2 separate regions of the Homo sapiens genome follow, and region 2 is linked to region 1. Evidence: chromatin contacts called from ENCODE Hi-C or POLR2A ChIA-PET data. All regions are on one chromosome and are shown on one strand. Each heading gives the region's core, a stretch centred on a gene start or an enhancer-like site at or near the end of the contact. The rest is flanking DNA. Distances are from core to core; before and after follow the strand shown.

The links. A loop is a pair of places that touch in the nucleus more often than their neighbours do. ChIA-PET counts read pairs that join two places held with the same protein, here RNA polymerase II (POLR2A). Pooled maps may share reads with other maps.
Region 2: a map of endothelial cell of umbilical vein shows a loop between it and region 1 (4-fold over the local background). The contact joins two enhancer-like sites. A Hi-C loop is called at or near these places in 6 of 168 maps with a recorded cell type or tissue (PC-3, PC-9, aorta and 3 more) and 5 of 50 pooled maps. POLR2A ChIA-PET finds 5 or more read pairs at or near these places in 5 of 52 experiments (AG04449, AG04450, BJ and 2 more).

The regions. Positions count from the first base shown.
Region 1 is chr2:69,119,085-69,125,036 of GRCh38, reverse strand. ANTXR1 (ANTXR cell adhesion molecule 1) reads right to left here. Exons shown (of 18, transcript NM_032208.3): 11 at 1,951-2,020; 12 at 394-472. Among named protein-coding and RNA genes, the nearest start is that of MIR3126, 18 kb to the right of the region's middle. Within about 2 kb of position 2,561, at least 2 of the 41 ENCODE cell types and tissues checked have a DNase peak (open chromatin) inside an H3K27ac peak, as active enhancers do; they include endothelial cell of umbilical vein, where a contact is called at or near this core.
Region 2 is chr2:69,160,255-69,166,206 of GRCh38, reverse strand. All of the region lies in intron 13 of ANTXR1 (ANTXR cell adhesion molecule 1), which reads right to left. Among named protein-coding and RNA genes, the nearest start is that of MIR3126, 60 kb to the right of the region's middle. Within about 2 kb of position 3,031, at least 6 of the 41 ENCODE cell types and tissues checked have a DNase peak (open chromatin) inside an H3K27ac peak, as active enhancers do; they include endothelial cell of umbilical vein, where a contact is called at or near this core.

The DNA.
Region 1 (5,952 bases), core at 1,312-3,811:
GAGATGAACTCCCTAAGACGTTCTTTCTGTATATGCTGTCCAATTCCCTTCCGTCCATTCTCTCCTAAACCCACTCTATCTGGGACTCCACCCTCATTACTGCACAGACATAGCCCATCTTACCGTCTGGTCAGGCCAGTGACTTTAGATCTCCCCTTCAGCAGAAATGGGGAAGCTGGAGAACTTAACACAGACATGCCTGATACACTCTGGGGTACAGCACACCCCAATCCAGCCTGGGGCTGGTGGAGCAGTGCTGGGATCAAAGCTCAGCAAGCAGAACGAAGAACCAAAAAACTTTCCAGGGTACCTTTGGAGAAGATTACTGCTTAAGAAACGTTGATAGTGACAATGATAATGAGATCTTTAGTAAAGGGAAAGGTTATGACTTACACAGTGTGTGGTGGTGATGATGACAGAACTGGAGATAAAAGAGAGGCCATCGTTCATGCTGACCTGGAGTGCAGCTTTCCTGCAATGACAACAAGGGAAGCAGACTCTCAGCAGGGCGTGCAATGAGCAACAGGCTGAGAGCCAGACACACAGGACTCCTTTGGGCTCTGCTCTTAAATACCCTTGAGACTGGAGTCTCTTCTCCAGGGGAGGAGGGGTCTGAGTTTCCTCTTTTGTAAAATGTCGGGGGTAGTCTGTATAGCCCATCCTCCTTTAAAGTTTAGAGAAGTGTCAGGATATGCTTGGCTGGTATATTAAGGCAGTGCATTCAGACGTTCCGGCATTGCAGTGAGTGGCATTGAATGGGCAAAGCTTACTTTCATTTAACTTGCTTGTCACATTGTAGTTGGACAAAGTATTCTTCAAAAATAGTCCAAGTCAATGGGGGTAGACTGGGCTAACTATAAATGCAATATTCTGCTGTTATCTGGACTCTCAGTGATTTGATGGGGGTGGCTTTGTTACCATTCAACAGACTCACAGAAGTAAAGCAGAAGATGCATTTGTCTTCCATCTCTTCCCACTCTAAGACACTCGCTGGAAACTGACCTCTTGTTTTGTTGCATTTCGCAGCATGGACACTGAGCTAATTTGTGAAATCAGTGGCATCACAGATTGATGCTGGGCAACCAGAGTTGGAGGTTTCACAATATGAACACACGATTGAAGGCAAAATTCAGATGAACAAGTTCAACTTTTTTCCCTTAAAGCCTCCATTCTTTGTCTAGCCTATTATAGACACGGTTTTGGAGAGGTTATTTTTGTTGTTATTGTTCTCTGCACCAGCATTGCCTCATTTCCCATGTATTTCTTTTCTTGCTCAGGGTGCCCATTCTCTTTCTTCTGTTGATGGTTTTGATCTCATCTCACTAGTGCTTATTATAATTGCATCACCATGAGATTTTCCCCTATAAATTAGTTCAGGGAATTTTTTCCGGTCTGGGTGAACATCCGATGCTGCGCAGAGTCAAGGAAGGAGCACCGTGTGGGACATCAGAAGGCGTGAGTCTGGGGTCTTGGCTCGCCATGAACCAGCCATGGCCCTACTTGGCCTTTCTGAGCCTCCCTTTCTCTAAGGAGGAGATAACAATTATCTAGCGGGGCAATGGTGATGACAGAGCGAGGTCAAGTGTGTGAGAACTTTCTAGAAGTGTAGGTGTGATTAAGCCAGACAGACCTTGGATTGAGCCCAGCTCTTCCACTCACTGCTGTGTGACCTTAGGCAAGCTATTTAAAGTCTTGCAGCCACAGTCTCTATGTCTGTAAAACTGGGATAGTGGGAATACCTAGTTAATGGGGAACCTGGGAGAATGAAGTGAGATACTTTGTAAAACACTTATCCTGGCGTCTGGGTCACTGTAAACACTGGCTCCGTCATAAGCTGGAGGAACCTAGAGAAAGGCTCCACTTTCTCTAGATGCTTTCTTTTCCCCTGTCCCCGTACACCTCCTCTCTCTCTTCCCTGGCTGGGAGGTTCAGTTGCTGGTGAAAACTTACATGCCAACTTCTTTTAAGATAGGCGCTGGACACAGTAAATAAGTATCTTCCACAGAAAAGGGCTTCTCATCTGCAAAAAGGAAATCACTGGATTAAGAAGAGGGAGGTGAGTTTATAATTTCAAATTCAATGACTTCTAGAGAACATCAACCAAGTCCAGGGAGATACCAAAAAAACAAAAATCTTTTTGAGCTTAAAAACTTAAGCTGTACAGCAAACTATCGCAAGGACAGAAAACCAAACACCGCATGTTCTCACTCACAGGTGGGAACTGAACAATGAGAACACCTGGACACAGGAAGGGGAACATCACACACCGGGGACTGTTGTGGGGTGGGAGGAGGGGGGAGGGATAGCATTAGGAGATATACCTAATGTAAATGACGAGTTAATGGGTGCAGCACACCAATATGGCACATGTATACATATGTAACAAACCTGCACGTTGTGCACATGTACCCTAGAACTTAACGTATAATAATAATAAAAAAACAAAAACAAAAACAAAACTCTTGAGCTGTAAAACCCATTAGCAGTGAACTCAAGTGCTCCTGCCTGAATCATAGCTTCCTGTGGTATGTGCAGTTGAGTCAACTGGTGAGAAAATAGTGAGTGAACTCCTAGATAGAGCAGGAATCACTGAGGGGAAACAAGAAAATATTAGACTGGTCCTAAGGAGTTCCACGTCTAAGGGTAGTTGGAGAGATAAGCCATATTTGTGGAAAAAGTTTGCTGACAAATGACTTCACCAAAGTATCATTGGGCTTCATAAGACAGGAAGCTTCCTGTACATGGCTGTCATAGTCAGGTCTTCGGAAAGCACAAAACATGAGCTATGCTTTTGTGCAGAGATGGGGAAGAGACATTCTTGGTTGGAGGAATGGCATGAGCAAAGACAGGGCATACTAAAGGCATGTTCCAAGGTAGGATATAAGAAGAATTTGAAAAGATCAGTATAGAAAGTTTGGTCAAGTTCTTTGAGTTAGCCTGAGGGATTTGCACAAAGTTCTGTAAGTTATAGAAAGAACTTTGGTGGGTTTTTGAGTAAAACTGAAGTGATGATTTTGGAGGTCATAGCAGATGTAGCTGTAGAAGGTGAATCAGAGTCGGGGACTCTTGGAGTAGGGAAGTTCTTGTGCTTCTTCTAATGGATGACCAGGAAAAAGCTTAAAGTGGCTTCAATTCAAGCTCACTAAGAACTTCATTGTATCCCAGTTTCTGGGGCCAGAGACAGGGTTGAGAAGTTATTATACTAAGTATATAATAGTCATCCCTTCAAGCCTCAGCTTTGATTGGGTACATGTGCTGTACAAAAAGGCTGTGGTAGGGCCTACAGGTGAAATGAAGATGAATAAGATCTATGTCATTAATCAGGCTGTGACTACAAGTTCCTATAACTAGAAGATACAAAGGAATACATATATTATTAAAGGATAATATTCTGCTTTTGTTGTGACACTGATGTCGCTTATGATATCTGCAAGTCATGACTGCAGAATATAGCTGACATTAAACTCTTGCCTGAGTGAAGGTTAGGAAGCTGCCTGGGATGGGAGATAGAGGACACATCTGAGTGCTAAGCACAACGTCCCCATTGGCAAGAGGAGGAAGAAGATGTACAGGAAAATCTTCAAGTGGTGAAAAGTTAGGGAGGTTATTCCAGGTCATTTGTTTATTCATTCATTCAACAAATATTTATTGAAGACCTACTATATACTAGAGATGCAGGCTTTGAGAAGAGAAACACAGTCTCTGCTTTCATGGATTTTATAGGAGGCAGGAGAGACAGTTATTTAACATAATTAAAAAATAAATTCTTTGAGTGTGTACCATGTGCCAAGCAATGTGCTAAGGCTTGCAATGAACGAAACAGATAAAGTACCTTGTCCAAGGAGCCAACATGCTAGTAATTACACAAATTGTTATGTAATTATAATTGTGATGAGCACACAAAAGGAGGAGGGGGCTGGCCCTCATCTGGGAGGTCAGGAAATGCTTCCCCAAGGAAAGGCTATTTAAGCTGAAACCTGAGGTTGGGTGATGGGATGGAGTGGGAGAGGGGGAGGCACTGCAAAGATCCCGGGGCAAGAAGGACCCCAGATCTTTTGAGAGCTAAAAGAGGGCCAGTGAGGCTGTTGAATCTAAGTGAGACAGACAATGGCTCCAAATGAGGCTAGAAAAGGCAGCAGGGCCAGATGACCACGGCCACATAGGCCATGATGAAGCTTTTGAAATTTTTTCTAAGCGCAACAGGGAACTACTGGAGGTTATCCTCATATTTGGAATCAGCTGTTGGCAGATGATGGAATGTTGCAGGAATGGTGACGCTGTATTGAGTAAAATTATAAAGCTTATGATGACAGTGTAGGATCATGTAGTACCTAAATTGAGCATTATTATTATTATTATTATCTTTTTTTTCTGAGAGTCTCACTCTGTCACCCAGGCTGGAGTGCAGTGGCACAATCTTGGCTCACTGCAACCTCTGCCTCCCGGGTTCAAGTGATTGTCCTGCCTTAGCCTCCCAAGTAGCTGGGATTATAGGCACCTGCCACCAGGCCCACCTAATTTCTATATATTTTTTTAGTACAGATGGGGTTTCACCATATTGGCCAGGCTGGTCTCAAACTCCTGACCTTGTGCTCCGCCTGCCTCGGCCTCCCAAAGTGCTGGGATTACAGGCGTGAGCCACCGCACCCGGCCCAAGCATTATTATTTTCAAGATGTCCTTCCATCGGTGATGATAATACAGGCAGTCCTCAACTTAACAATGGTTCGACTTAAACAATACTGTGACTTTATAAAGGTGCTTTCAGTTGTGTATATTAATGGTGAGTACCCATACAACTATTCTGTTTTTCACTTTCAGTATAATATTAAATAAATTACATGAGCTATTCGACATTTTATTATAAAATAGGCTTTGCGTTAGATGATTTTGCCCAACCATAGGGTAATGTCAGTGTTTCGAACATGTTTAAGGTAGGCGAGGCTAAGCGATGATGTTTGGGAAGTTAGGTGTATTAAATGCATTTTTGAGTTATGGTATTTTCAACTTACGATGGATTTATCAGGACATAACCCCATCTTAAGTCAAGGAGCATCTACAATGACAGCCAGACTTGCCAGCGCATGTTGCATGCAGGCAATCTCTAAGCACTTCCTGTATGTCACTTAGTCAAATTTAAACTTCTAGCAGAGCTATCAGGATGGTGTATTATTCCTTTCATTTTAAAGGTGAGGAACAGACATAGAGAGATTAAGTAGCTTGTCCAAGGTTACACACGGGAGCTTGGATCTGCACCCAGGCAGCCTGGCTGCAGAGTCTGCATGATTATCTAATAGGCTATAAGCACCAGCCTTGATAGAAGCTGTGCTTCGTTTCCTTGTAATGACAACCTCGTGAGTTAAGGCAGGGCAGGGATCATTAGGCTCATATTTCAGATGCAAAATGGAGGCTGAGCGGGATGACAGTGAGCTAAGGTTGCACCGCAAGCCAGAGGCAAAGCCAAGACTAGAAATGAACTCTGCATTACTCTTTTCTCACTAAGAGATTCTCCATTCCAGGAAAGGCTTGTATTAGAGAATAAACTGAACTGGGGACAGGCGTGGCTGACTCGAACCTATATTTATTTCCTCGTGGCCATGGCTTATCCTGTTGCACATGCACCAGCAGTACCTGGGAGTACAGATTCCTGTCCACATAGCCAGCCCACAGAGCCACGGGGCAGCCACAGAGCAGCCACAGGAGGCCATGTGACTCTGGCTGCCTTCTGTGGGGAGAGCTGGGTCACGCCGAGGAGAGCATCCGAGGCAGCGCACTGCAGCGCCACAGCCAGGGAGACTCCAGGCTGGCATGCCCTGCTCCTGGGTTAGCGCCTGGCCTCACTTCCGGCTGCCTCTGGACAACTCCTCTCTCCTTCCTCCATCCCAACTGGAAAGGAGTGAGAGGATGAGTGTGGCCCAGGCCAGGCAGACATTTCTCACTTTCCCCCTCCTTTC
Region 2 (5,952 bases), core at 1,782-4,281, 41 kb before region 1:
TAGAATCTGATCAAATTGAAATGTTACTGACAAATTCTCATTGAGTCAAACAAATTCCAGTTTTTATGTGCACTCCTGAGTTTGGCTGTTGGAAATAGTAATGATGGAAGATGTGGAGATGCAGTCAGCATAGTACGAATAGAGTAGAAAGATTGCGTGTTCTCAGGGCCTGTTTCATGCCTGGGAAGTTGAACTATTTTGGTTTTATGAATTAAGTTCAACCATTTGGGTCTCTGTAAAGCGCTCTCTAATAATTCATTTTATTTTTTTATAAATGGCTTTATAAATTGATTTTAGAAATTGTTAAAGTGAGATAAAGCACCTGATGAGTTTATTTTGCTTTTCTTTTTTCTCTAGCAGTATTGAAGTTTGATTCTTAATGTGTAGGCTTTGATCCTTGCCGTTGTGTTTGTCACTTGCTAACTCTACTGTTACAGTCTTGTGCAGTGGAAGAAAGGATGCTGTCATTCTAGTTCTCAACATGGGCACCTTTCCCACCTACCAGATGACGGCTGCACAGGCTCACTAGACGTTCCGTTTGAAGCCGCGAGTCAGGCCCACATGCTGCTTTAGCAGCAAAAGAATGCCAGGCCTAGTGATTCCTTGTGGTCCCCTGTTTTGCCTCTGTCACCTTGTTGAGAAATCCTCCACCACAACTTCACATCTCCCCTCCTCATCTTTCTTGTCTCCTCACTCTGTGACTGGGACTGGTTAATAGGATAAGCTGTATAGACAGGCTCATTGTTGACAAATGCTCATCTCATGGCATGAGAAATGGAACAAAACAGGGGACTCGTTTTTGGCCCCTTTCTTCTTAAGTTGTATTTTTGTGTCTCCGTGTCCTTTTTGCATGAGCTGAATGCAGGGCACTTCCTGCAAGTCCTCTCTGCCGAAGGGCTGGTCTCTTGCTGCAAAGGAGACACTTCCTTGACACACAGGCATCTCTGCTGTTTAGACAAAGTCCAAGAGAGCTGCTTCAGATAACTCCTTTATTAACGAAATGAAGCATTTGTCCTCTAATTTTAATTAGCTCAGTGGTTTCAAACTTTATTGAGTATCAGAATCACCTGGAGGGCTTCTTAAAACACAGCTTTCTGGGGTACACCCCTGAGTTCCTCATTAGTGGGTTTGGGGAGGGGCACTTGCATTTCTGACAAAGTACCTGCTGGTCTAGGGACCACACTTTGAGAACTGTGAATTAGCTTATTTCCTGGAGCCCCATACCTCTGTCAGATATGCAGGGGCTATGTTTAGCTTCAAGTCAGACATTCCCATGAGTGTTCTGTTGAGACTTGCTTATAGCTGATTAGAAAGACCAGCTTTGAAGCTGTTTCATTCTAAAAATTTTGGTGTCCCCGCTCCATTGTCAGGAACTCTGGGCTCTCCACTGCCTCCCGTCCTGTGTTGGGGAAGACATAGAACTATTTCTGGAGTAAATTTTCAGCTCTGCATGCAGGTACTCCTTGGCTTCCACTGATGTGAATTTGTGGTCATCTGCATACAAGGCTGGCACGGCCTGGATTTCTAGATCCAGCCCTGAAACAATCCCAGCCAGATGGCTCCCTGGGAATTAGGGACATGGATCTTATCTCTCTCTGTCTGCACTGTTAGCAACAAACTCACTGAACTGTGTTTATTCCTCTGTCTTCCGCACTGGACTGTAAGCTCTTGAAGACATGGGCATACTTATCTCCTGACACACAGCTTAGTGTTTGTTACTCGGCCACTATTTCTGGAATAAATGAGTGTGTGTTCCTGAAAAGGGAGGGATAAAGGAAGCATTTCTGATTATAATAAACTTCCTTGCCTCTCAAATAAGCACTTAATACATGTTACAAGATTCAATTCTGGTCTCTTAACCCTCCATATAAATGTTTCTTCAGTAGTTAAGATGCTGAAAGTCCCAACTGCCAAGAGTGGGCTGTGATGCTTGGATGCATTGCGTCATGGGAATCTAATCAGAGTCACGGGTTGGCCTTACGGTTAATTGTGCCATCTTATTAGATACCACCTATACCCCCTTTCATCCCCTAACCCAGGCTTCCATGTAAATTCACTTGCCCTGTGATTATAGACTCCATTTTCCAGTTTTGTATCCGAAATTCATTTCTAAGAAGACTTTCTGAAAATTTGAAAACTACACGCACAGTCTGTTTTGTTCCAACACAGATATGTAACTTGTGACTGTTCATATGTGGTAGTTAAACAGGGCATTAAAATCACTAAACTGCAAAACTGTGCCAGCTCAAAATATGATTTTTGCAAGGTAAAGGAGAAGGTAATGTACATTTTTCGTCTTTTGTTCTTCATAGTCAACTTCATATAACATTAACCATTACACATTTAAAAGTGTGAGGTGACAGTATTCGGCGCCACTGAGTAACATCAGGTGAATGTGAAAATGCTGCCCAGCCACCAGTAGTGACCTGGGGAGGAATATGCAGAAACCAGGCATACCTCATTTGCTTTCTCACTTAGGTGTGTCCTTGTGCAAGTCCAGCATGTATGGCGCTCCTGAATGCGTGTTCTTTTCCTCATTAAAAACCTTTTACATAGCACTGTCAATAGGAGCGTGTGTCCTGGTTCGAAAAATGCAGGGGTTGAATGAGGGAGGAAAGCCTTCAGCCTGTGCAGGAGATGTTTGTAAAGATATAAGAGAAGATGAGATACTGTGAGAGCAATGGGCATAAAGAAACCCAAATGAGCTTCCTCAGAGACCATGCTGAAAAACCAAAGAAAGGAGAATGGAACTCACAGGAGCCACCAGTTGCCTTAGAGGGGATTAGAGGCATGTGTGATGGAGTGAAGAAAAGGAGGTAATGCCGAGAGCAGCAGAATAGTACTTTCATGGTTTTCAGTCTTATTTGGAACCACGCAAATTGCTTTTTTTTTTACATGAAAAGAGGAACCTGGCAACACAACAAAAGCTGAAATTCTATTTTAAGCCAGTGCAGAAGGAATAACAAGACGCTGAGTCATAGCCATCTCCCCTTGTGTTGTGACACTTTGCCCTAAGAATGTCCTTCCTTCCGTCTTGTTTCTGTAGCTCAAAGCCACGGTGCTGCATCAGACTCACGTCAACTAAGAAACTTCACCTGTTTATTTAAAAAAAATCAAGGTAAAGAGCCATATTTACTGAAGTATGTTTTATTAAGAATTTAAGGTGTTTAAAACGGTGGCATTTTTATTGAGTTTATTATTTTTTAGCGTTAGGTTGGCACAAAAGTAATTGCAGTTTTGTCATTCCTTTCAATGGCAAAAACCGCAATTACTTTTGCGCCAACCTAATATATTATTTTGTAAGATCGCACAGTTTTGAATGTTCTGCTCTGAACCCATTTCCCCCATTAGTCCTATTATTTTCATGGGCCAAAATTCCATAATGCAGTCATATCTTCAGGAACACATTTCATGTTACAGGAGAAATGGTGATACACAGAGAATTTTCAGTGTATCTGCTATTTAACAATTATTGTTAACTTTGGACAGAGCAAAGGGAATAGTGCTGACAGGGACTGACTTCCTCATCCTTTCTCTGGTCTTTTGTGCTTTCCATGTGTATCATAAAATCCCAAGGGCCCAAGTAATAAATAATATTCCTTGGGTTTTTGGTAATTTGGGATTGTGAGCTCATGTGTAGTAGGCATTTACCTATGGAAATTCTATGAGGCCTGGGTTGAGGGACGAACCTGCCAGAGGTTTCAGGTTTCCTCTTGCAGATCCCTAAGCATTTCCAAACTTTTTCTCAGCTTCCAATTTACAAAACCTCAAGTAGTGTAAGTTTGAACTCTAGACCTCTCAGAGGTTATGAATTCTTAGGGACACAAACATACACACCCACATCAAACCCATAGCCCATCTTTCACTCAAGGCTTTAGGCAGCTTTAGGCAGAAGACTCAATTTCAACTCCCAAACTTTTATGGGCCCATGAAAGGCTATTAAGCCAAACATCTAGGTTACTGAGATAAGAAAATCTCAGGCAGGAAGCCACTGCTTTAGGGTCAGATGACCATCTGATTTCCAGATCCTGCTTTATTTGGGCCCTGGAAACATCTCCTATTTTCTCATGAGCCTGGCTATGCATTTAAGGCAACTTCTATTCTATTTTTTCCAGGAATTTTTGTTTTTCTTTTGCTGTGGAGTCTGCTGCATTGTCAGTCAATAGTAATGGATTTTTTTTTTTCCACAAATGATGACTTCCTGCACGCTCAGAGGTTAGCTCAAATAAATGTGCCTGTATTTAGATGACAAAGGTCTTTTTTGAAGCCTTTGATTTAAAGCACTGTATGTCCTGGGGGACTTCTGGGTTGATCTCTTAAAGCCGGCTCAACTGCTGCCCCCCTGGCCTTTTAAATTCTGCATGAGAAGCCACCAGAACAGAGTTATGTATAGAAGAAATGCCAATCCAGATCTGAAAAGCCATCTAATAAGGGCTTTAATGTCACAGCTAGAAGGAGATGCTTGCTCTGACCCTTTTTACATTCTAGCCTTCCATTCTGGCTCCCAAACCTTGTAAGTATTCTTTTAATTGAAGTCAAGAAATCAAGGGAAAGTAGGCAACTTGATATGGAAAACATCCAGGAGAGATGAGATGCTAGTTGATGGAGGATAAAGGAATCTTTCCACTGTATAGACAGCATCAATTGAATAGAGACCTCATGACTGATTGGGGTGGGTTAATGCTGGCCAAGGACTGCCTGAATCCAGTAATTTTACACTGTAAAAGTTTAGCAAAGGATGGTACCAAGGGTGTTAATTTGGAATGTGGTACCAGAAATTTTCAAAGAAATGAGGTCAACTTTTTTTCCCTCCAATTTGGAACTCAGATTTCAAATGATTTTTGGTCTCTCATCTCATCTCCCTTAAGACTGAGACTATTTAAAAGGCCCAATTCATCACTGTCTAAAGTGAGAGTTGCAGCAGGAGCTTTACCATTAGTCCACAGGGCCTAAGGGACTCACATGGTAATGTGAGAGAATGGCTGTGCATGGTCTCCATCAGATGGTATGCCAGTGTCACTGCAAAAGTCTGTGAAGTGAAACAGCAAAATAAATCCATGATTTCAGATTCCCTGAGGCTTGAAGGAGCAGCCTCTGGCCTCTGCCTGGGTTACGGGAAAGCCGATTTTTAGACACTAGTAGTGTCAGTGGGATCTGAGCAGGGCACAGAAGGAACAAGGGTGAGTTGATGATGTTCACAAGATGTTCAAGCTTGTTGATATTGATACAGCCTCCAGGGAGGGCACAAAAGAGGCTGCATCTTAGGATCCAGGAACCTGCTCTTTTAGCTGCTTCAGCGTTCTCTAGGACTGTGTTTCCCAAATAGTATTTGGCAGAATACTGGTGTCCTTCCAGATGTCAGTATGTTAATAAGTGTTTGGGAGAGTACAGGTAGTGACAGGCCAAGGAAGAGTTCTAGGGTCAAAATAAATTTGAAGAGTCACATGCAAATTATCCTATTAATGACTCTGAGAAGTCCTGCAGTAAAGGCAGTGATTCAACTTAGTTTAAGGATGTCTTTAAAACTCACTGTCTAAATACCTCTTGTTCTGAAGTGCCCCTATTCATACTTGCAGGGTATGATTGCCCTGACATAGTTTGGAAATGCTGCCCCTGAGTACTTGTATCATATAAAAACTCCTCAGATGGTTTCAGTATGCAACCAGGTTTGAAAACCACAGACCAGGGAATCTTGAAAGGGAGAAGCAGATTCACTCAAAGAAGGTACGAATATGAGGAAGCAGCCTTAGAGACAATATGGTTCCAATTTTCTAGTTTTTCACACGGGGGAAATTAAGGTTAAAGGATTGGACTAATCCTTTAACCAGAAGAGGAAGATGCGGCATTGAAACCCAGTCGACTTTGACAACAACTCGCCTCTTTCCATTTCACCGGCAGGCATAAGCATGGGGGTTGGGGGTTATCAGGCAGCCCACAAAGGATGAGGGAAGC